Linked DNA regions of Homo sapiens: region 2 is linked to region 1. Evidence: read pairs that join two places in POLR2A ChIA-PET (ENCODE). Cell type or tissue: A673. All regions are shown on one strand. Each heading gives the region's core, and the rest is flanking DNA. Links, peaks and the distances in the headings are about the cores only.

Region 1 (4,390 bases), core at 181-4,180:
GTAAAGTGATTGATATATTAATTAGCTTGATTTAATCTTTCTACGATGTATACATATATCAAAACATCACATTGTACCCTATAAATATATACAATTATTACTTGTAAAATTAAAAATAAATAAAATTTTTATAAAGTTGAGTTGGGCCCTGAGAGGATGAGGCTCAGGCAGAGAAGAAAGACAGACGGCTGAGAACCACAGATGCTCAGGGATCAGGGATGTGTGGGAATCTGGAAAAGCACCTTTGAGAAGCTGAGTCCCGAGGTTCTGAATCTGGTGTCTGCAGCCTCTGAAGGGAACTCCTTTAGGCTTTGAGGGATGACACACTCTCTGATTTTTTTTTAAGCTAACATTTATTGAATATGGCCAACTTTGTTCTAAACATATTTCAAGTATTATCACATTTGATCTTTTTATGAAGTGGGTAGTACATTTATCTCAATTTCACAGATAAGGGAACAGTCAAGGAGGTTACAAAACATGCCCAAGGCCACTCAGCTAGTGCGCGGCTCAGCCAGTGTCAGATGCGTGAGCCTGTGTCTCAGGCCAGGCTGTTACTCACCACTTTATCCTGCCTCCCACTCTGTGACAATTGTTTGTGTGTGTAGTTGTGTGTCCAGGGCTCCATCCTGTTCTGGAAGAAGTCCCTGAGCCTTAGACGGTGAGGGAACACAGGACATTCTCCCAGATGTTTGAAGACAGCTCTCGTATCCCCACCTAAGCCTTCTTTTTTCCTGTTCCTCTTGTGATAGAGCGCCTAAATCCTTTAGCACCCAGCTTGCCCTGGCGTGGGATCACTCTGCCCTGCATCATTTGAAGTATAAGACCCAGAACTAAAACCCACATCCAAGTTGTCTGACCTACCCCATGCAAGCAGAATTAGGAAATCATTTCTGCCCATTGTTCCAATGCAAACACAGCAAAAGATAGAATCAGCTTTGGGGCAGCGAAACCCATTCCACAGACATGTGTTGAACCTCCACGTGAATGAGACAGCCCCTGCCCTCAAGCAGCACACAACCCTGTCAAGGAGGGCGATTGGTCATTTTAACAAAACGTGGTGAGTGCCACAAAGGAGCACAGACAAGTGTTCTGTGGCATCTCCAGAAGCTCAGGGGTGCAGCAGAGCTGGATTGTAAAGAGTGAATAGGAATCCTGAGGCAGGCAGACCGCTTGAGCCCAGGAATTCAAGACCAGCCTGGGCAACATGGCAAAACCCTGTCTCTTCAAAAAATAAAAAAATTAGCCGGGTGTGGTCGCACAAGCCTCTGGTTTCGACTACTCTGGAGGCTGAGGTGGGAGGATCACTTGAGCCTGGAAGTTTGAGGCCACAGTGAACCATGATCACGGCATTGCACTGCAGCCTGGGGGACAGGGATTCTGACTCAGAAAGAAAGAAAGTGTGAATAGGACCTCAGCTGGCGAGCTACAGGAGAAAGAGATGAGACCATGTGCAGAGGTGCAAAGGTGTTCAAGGACATGGCAAGTCTGCAGCCTGACACAGGATTGGTAGCCAGCTCACATCTGGAGGACCCCCTGCTGGACACTAAGGAGGGATCTGGCATCCTGAAGGCAAAGGGGAAACATGAGCTGCTTAACGTGGCTTGGTTCCTATGAACTCATATTGAGCATTTAGTCAGCTAAAATCTTTCAGCTGTGTCACGGGTTTGTTAAACCAAAGTCCAGAACTTTCCATTTATTCCACTTAAATTTCTGGATCCTATTTCTGGCATCCAAGCTGTTAATAATCCCCCCCACCACCCCCACCCCCGGCAAGCTGTGTCATCTGCCCTTTAAGTTATTGATTAAAAATGTCCAAAACACAGGGCTCAGAGCTGAGCCTTGTTGCCTACCACTAGAGACTTCCTCCGAGTTACTCTCTATCTGCATGTCTCAGGTTTATGCTTTCAATGGGTTGTGAGTTCTACTTAAAAGCACCTCTAGCTCACAATTAACCAATTTTGTCTACAAGGAAGTCACAAGAGACCTTATCAGCTGTCTTGCTGAAATCCAGATGTACCACATCCTCAACGTCTCCCTGATCTACCCGCCCTGCCACACCATTAGAAGAAGAAATGAGGTGACACTGACATGACTTGTTTCCAGCAGTCCCATGAAGCTCTTCGAAGATCTGTGCTCCTATTTGTAAGGGGCACAAACCGTTTAACAGCATGCACTACAATTTTATTGGGGCTCCCCTTCCCACTTATTGGTTTGTAGTTTGCAGTATCTAAAGTGTTCTCCCTTTTAAAAACTGGGACTTTTGCCCACTCCATCCTTGGGGACTGTCTCACATTTGTTATGGTTTGTGAAAGATTAACAATAGCTGTTGAGCAATCTCGACATGCTGCAGCTGAGGCTGAGCAGTCACTGGTCAGGGTGAGGAGACCTGGACTCCCTTCAAACTCTGTCATGTTTGTTGGGCGCTTTCTCACCAATCTTGGACCCCAATTCCAACTCAGTAGGGTTATTTTTCCCTTCCCAGACTGGACATCATTCTTGAAAGAGAAAAGGGAAACATGAGTTTGGCATTTGGTCATAGTCTCTTTAGTGTTTTGTCTTGTACGCTAAAGAGTTTGAACTTGATCTGGTGAGTAGAGAAGTCAATGAAGATTTTTTTGAAAAAGGAAGTGATGTGATCGTATTTTAGGTGGAGAGGATTAAGGTTTTGACTGGTTCACATCATTACTACATTGCTGTTTATCAACATCTAACACTCGCAATTACCTCTAAGCAGGAGAAGCAGTGCAAGATAGACTAGCTCAGGTTGATCATTTTATCAACCTGAAAGGGGAAGCAGCTACGTGTAGGATTTGGAGTCTGAGAGACCTGGTTTTAGATACCAGTTCAATTGCTCAAAGGCAGGAGAGCTTAAACAAGCACCTTACCACCTCTGAGCCTCAGTTTCCACATTGAAAAAAATGGGAATCATAATTGTATGACAGGGTGGTTGTGAGGCTGGAAACAATGAATGTAATGGGCCTAGTACCACAGACAAAGTGCTCAATAAATGCTCCTTTGTCCAAATCCTTCATCTTTAGGTGTTGTGATTACACAGCAATCACGGTGCAGGATTCCCCAGCACCCCTAGACTGGGGACTTATTCCTGAAGCAGCCTGAAGAGAGTGGGGCCCTGATTAGACAGATGTGGGCTCTCAGCTGTCTGCAGCAGGCCCATCAAGGCCCCACTCCTGAGTGACCTGCAGGGGAGGCTGGCACTGAATTCCTAGAGTCCCAATCTCTCATCCCACCCTAATTAGCTCCACCTGGGTGTGTGTTCTCTCAGGAACTGCAGGGTTAATAGCTGGAAGAACCAGTTTTAAAATGCACCCTAAGGAGTTGGTCTGGAGCCTGGATGGGAGGCACCAGCCCCAGAAATGGAATGTGTCCCAGGGCCCCAGCCCAGGGCACCTGTAACTTCCTGCAGATGTGGCTGGTCACCTCCCACACACTTGAGCACCTCCTCCCATCCAGCTGTGGGCGTGCAGAGAAGGAAAATGCAGCATGCATAGGGGAGCGTGGTTAGGGAGGCACTGGCCATCCCATCATCCTACTGTCATCCCACCTGCTCTTAGGTTAGCCTTCCATGGCTGAGCAAAATGCCCTCTGGCCAGAGAAAGGCCAGTTCAGGCTGTCAGCTTCTCCTGGCCAGAAGAAGCCACGTTTTCACTGAACACATTGCCACCCAGATGCCCAGTTTTTTTTGGGGGGGGGGGGACAGGGTCTTGCCCTGTTGTCCAGGCTAGAGTGCAGTGGTACAACCATGGCTCACTGCAGCCCCCATCTCCTGAACTCAAGCAATCCTCCTGCCTCAGCTTCCCAAGTAGCTAGGACTACAGATGTGCATCACCACACCCAGCTAATTTTTGTATTTTTAGTAGAGATGGAGTTTCACCATTGGCCAGGCTGGTCTTGAACTCCTGACCTGCCCGCCTCAGCCTCCCAAAGTGTTGGGATTACAGGTGTGAGCCACTATGCCCGGCCTGATTCCCATTTCTTAAATGTGACATGAATTCTCCCACACATACATGCTTCAATCCTATCAAGAATCCCTGAACTCCCTAAACACAAACATAGCATGGGGCAAAATGCCAAGGGCTTTCATAGGATGGCTCTGTGCCTATGGTGTGGGTACTATTACTACCCCTCCCTCCCCCATTTTACAGATGAGGAGGCTGAGGCACTTGAGAAATCAGGTACTTCACCTGAGGCCACATAGCTAAGTCAGTGGCACAGACGGGATTTGAACTCTTGTAAGCTTGCTCTGCACTATGTTCTAGTTCCTCTCTTGTGATAGAAAGTCAGGGACTTGGAGACCTGGCGGAGATAACTGCCAACCACTGAGCCTCAATTCACTTTCTCTGGAGGCCCAGTGGCGGGGCCTATTATT
Region 2 (4,390 bases), core at 282-4,281, 640 kb before region 1:
ACATTATTCACTGGACATATGGGTCACTGGATATAGGGGTCTACAGCTCAGAGGAGAGTTTTGAGCTGCAGATGTAGACTTAGCAAACAATGATTAAAGCTGTGGGAAATATGCAATTATTTGGAGACAATGTGAGGTGAGAGAAGAAGGGGCCAGAAAGATCCCTGAACAACTTCAGTGTTTAGAGGTTGGATACAGTAGGAGGAACTAGAAAAGGAGGAGATAGAAAAAGCAGCCAGAGGAAGAGGAAAACCACAAGGAGCAGTGCCAGGAGAATAATTAGGAGAAGGGTGTGGTCAGCTGTTTCAAATGCTGCTGAGACATGAAATCAGTGAGAACTCAGTGTCCTTTGGACTTGGAGACAGAAGTGAAGGTGATCTTGGCAAGAGCAACTGCAATGAAATGGTGGTAAGAAAAATCAGATTGCTGGTGGTGGTGCAGAGACCTATTCTTGGCCCCCAATTGCAAATCTCTCCTCTCTTCTTAGAAATAGACCTCACATTTTTTGTTCACGGCATCCTAGAATAAAAACTACATTTCACAGTCTCCTTTGTGTGGTCTTGGGGCTAAGTGCTGGCCAATGGAATGTACGCAGAAGTGTCACAAGTGACTTCCAGGAAGCATTCTTCAAGCTTCAAGGGAGGGGTGGGCCCTTTTTGTTGCCTTCCTCCTTCCTATTGGCCAGAAAGCGTAAGCATCATATTGGACCATGAGGTAGTGAGGAACATTTGGAAGCCACAAGTTGAGAATGGCAAAACCTGAGAGAAATTAAGTGAGGTGAATCACGAAAGTGAGTATAGGCAGCTCTTTTAAGAAGTCTGACTGGGAAGAGAAAGACCAGCAGCAGGGGAAGGAATATGTTGTCAAGGCAGTGGGGGCGGGGGGAGCTATTTTACAGTGGATTTTATGATCCTGGCACATACATGATCAATAAGTAATTGTTGGTTGCAAGATTAGAGGGATGCATGGATGGGAAATCCAAGTATGTAGAAAAGAAGCAGCTAGTTCAAGGCCCCTGAGAAGGTAGCAGCAGATGGGCCCTTTACATAGGGATTGCCCTGGGGAAGAAAAGGGACATCCTTTCCATGTTCACAGGAGGGAAGGAGAAGCAGCAGAGTACAGATGTAGGTAGGCTGGGAGACAGGGAGAAGATGGCATTCCTGTCTGAGGGTTTCTAATTTCTCTGTGAAGTGGGAGATGAAAGGATGAGGTGTTGGGGGGAGCGTATGAAGATCTGAGGAGACAAGGCAGATTTAAAACAGTTGCTGCAGAGAGGAGGAGACAGCGAGCTGACCCAACCCTCAGCTCCAGTGGAGAAGCAGGTAAGCTGGGCCTAAGCCAACCAGACATCTTAGTCTGTGGCTCCACTAATTTGTTCAAAATTGGCAACATGACCCAAGTCAGTCCAGGCAGAGCCCAATTCTTTTTGACTGTCCCATCTCCATACCCTGCTCCTGCCATGCTGAGCATGAACAGAGACGGAAGCTACGGAGGTGGCTGCCATCTTGCTTCCAAAGAGCCTTGCTTCCTTTCTGCTCCCAGCCTCCTCAGAGCCAGAGATGGAGAGAGTGAAAGCAGTCCTCATGAACTAGGTCAAACCTTGATGAAGCTACCTTTAGCCAGGCCTCCTCTCAACATTTTACAGTTTTATGAGCCAAGTGATTTCATTTTTTCTTAAGCATGTCTAAAATAATTGATTTAGAAAAAAATCTTCATTTCTCAGGAGTTGCAAAATCCTAGGGGAATCACGTTAATGGCAAGGAAAGAGAGCTCGCCCTTTGAGTGCACCTATGCTTCCAACATGGGAGGCAGGAATGCTGCCATGGCTGCTGCTGCAGAAGACCCCTGGGTCACTTTGAGACTCCAGTTGGGCAACAGCGGAGGAAGGAGGAGTGGGAATATGGCTGACTTTTACTGCTTAGCATTAACAGTATGGTGATAGCTGACTGTGCCCTCAAACCCCTCCTCTCCCTGCACAGGGAAACAGAAGAGGGCTGAGGCCCGGGAGTAACGTCTACCTCTACTTCCTGGGAAAGAAGTTTGCTTCCCACTCCTGCTCCCACCCCAATCCTGGGAATTAGGGTCTCCCCCACCTGCCTCGTGCCTCATTCTGGTTCTCCTTCACAATAGGCAGGTGTTGGAGGATGTGGATGGCAGTTCACTAGGACGCATTATCCCAGGAAGGGATTAGAAAGATGCTTGGCTAAGCTGCAGGCAGAGGTGAAAGGGAGAGAAGGAAAAAATCCCCTGGCACATGGAGAAGACAGTGTAAGGTACCGAACTGCATAGGGTCAGGTGCCAAAGTAGGGCCCTTGTGTGCTCTTGATGCCCTTTATGTTGGGGCTGGGGCAGCAGCAATAACCAGTAGCTGGGGCAGGGGACACCAGCTCCCAATGTCAGGTCCAGGCAGCAACCCAGAAGCAGGAAGGAGGGCCCTGTGAGCTTTACTGCCAAGTCCAGCTCTGCTCTTAGTAAACCCAAAGTAATTTCATCTGTGACTCTGTGCTCCTGAAAGGCTGTTTGCTCAGCTCATTCACGCTGGAAGGTAGCCAAAAGGAAACACAGATAAAGGGCTAAACACATGTATGCAAGTATAGTAACCAACACTTGCACAATTACTAAGTGCCACTATACTAAGGTGTCAAGACAGGAATTATTTCATTTAATCTCAGAGCAAGCCTTTGAGGTGAGTATTCCCATTTTACGGAGAGGCTAATTAAGGTCTGTCTAAGGTCATGTGGCTAGCAGTGACAGAGCCAGAGCCTGAATTCTGGCTGTTTCACTCCAAAGCCCATATACTCAACTATCAGGCTATGTACAGAACAGGAAAGAAGAGACATGGCCAATCATAACAACAGGCCAATCATGGTTAGTGATATTTGGTGATATTTCTAATAGATCTAGAAGAGAACTTAGAATGTATTTAGTCCTCATCTTATAGAGGAGGAAGCTGGTTTAGAGACATCCTGGGGTCTGGTCTCAGCTCCATGCTGCCTGCACTGCTCAGAGAGCTATTTTGATTATTTTCAAGGACACCCCAAACCCCCAAGCATTAAGATGTCTCAAAATCCAATGAACTGGTTCTGGGACCAGTTTTTTTTTTTTTTTTTTTGTGTGTGTGTGTGTGTGTGTGTGTGTGTGTGTGTGTGTGTGACAGAGTCTCGCTCTGTCATCAGGCTGGAGTGCAATGGCACCATCTCAGCTCACTGCAACCTCCAACTCCCAGGTTCAAGCAATTCTCCTGCCTCAGCCTCCTGAGTAGCTGGAATTACAGGTGTGTGTCACCACACCCAGCTAATTTTTGTATCTTTAGTAGAGACGGGGTTTCACCATATTGGCCAGGATAGTCCCAATCTCCTGACCTCGTGATCCGCCCACCTCGGCCTCCCAAAGTGCTGGGATTACAGGCGTGAGCCACCGTGTCCAGCCAAGACCAGTTTTTTATGACTGAAACCTTTTAGTGTTGGATGTCAGTACTCCAAGGTACTAAAGTAGGAAGTTTTGACTGTAAATCAGAATTAAGGTTTATCCGTTTATGTGTCATTCAACAAACATTGTGGAGGACCCACTCAATAACCACTGGATAGTTACTGATTCGGTCCCCCCTGAGTCTCTGAGACCCTCCTCAGTTCAGACCCCAGAGACTGGGAGGGTTTTCTAGCCAGAGCAGGGGTTATCCTTACCGCCTGACGAGCCCATGGGGACAGCTGACCGCTGGGCATCGTGAAGCTGACCCTGCAGCTCCTCTGCACGCTGGAGAGCATCCAGCTTCACACTGCGCTCCTGGGCAAGCCGGCTTCTCATCTGAGGGGAAAATGAGAAGCAGAGATTCTTTGTGCTCACTTTCATTTCCTCAGTTCACAGGGGGTTCCTAGGGAGAATGGGTGTCCCAGGCTACCCTGCAAAGAGAACTGGCTCTTAAAGTCCTGATTAGGCTGAACTCAGCCTTCTGAGAATCAAGAACTTCAGGAAGACCAAGAACTTAACCAAAAAGGAACAGTCCGTGGAATCCCTTATACCTTATAATAGCTAGGAACTTATTCACAAGGTTATATCTTTCATGTTTATTTCATCAGATAAGTAGAGGAAGAGGGGAGGGAGGGCCCAGTGCACACAGGGCCTTGGAGGCCTAGCCACTGCATCTACAGTGAGGACCTGTCAGAGCCCCTGGACAGTTTCAAACAGAGGAAAGACTTATCTATCTCCTAAATCTCTGCTCTCAGCTCAGCATCTGCCGGGAATGCCCTGTTCTGACAAGCCCATCTCCAGAAGCAACCTTTGTATTGACTTATATGGCTCTCCCCGTGCACGGCTAGCCCACACTCCCCAGCCAGGCAGTGCCCAGGTCCAAAGTGTATCTCATCTGCACAGATGACAGGTGGTTTTGCTT

The links. ChIA-PET counts read pairs that join two places held together with the same protein. Peaks named below come from ENCODE experiments on the same cell type or tissue, not always from the same donor. Only the 100,000 strongest peaks of a DNase experiment are listed, where the experiment ranks them.
Region 2: POLR2A ChIA-PET joins it to region 1 with 7 read pairs; 1 of 35 experiments calls an interaction of 5 or more read pairs at or near these places.

Annotation. Positions count from the first base shown.
Region 1 is chr6:108,712,152-108,716,541 of GRCh38, reverse strand. No RefSeq gene overlaps it. Among named protein-coding and RNA genes, the nearest start is that of LINC00222, 37 kb to the left of the region's middle. In A673, for the core only: no CTCF peak of the experiment used is centred there; a DNase peak (open chromatin) is centred at 2,301.
Region 2 is chr6:109,347,841-109,352,230 of GRCh38, reverse strand. It overlaps the pseudogene CCDC162P. Among named protein-coding and RNA genes, the nearest start is that of CD164, 32 kb to the left of the region's middle. In A673, for the core only: no CTCF peak of the experiment used is centred there; a DNase peak (open chromatin) is centred at 2,540.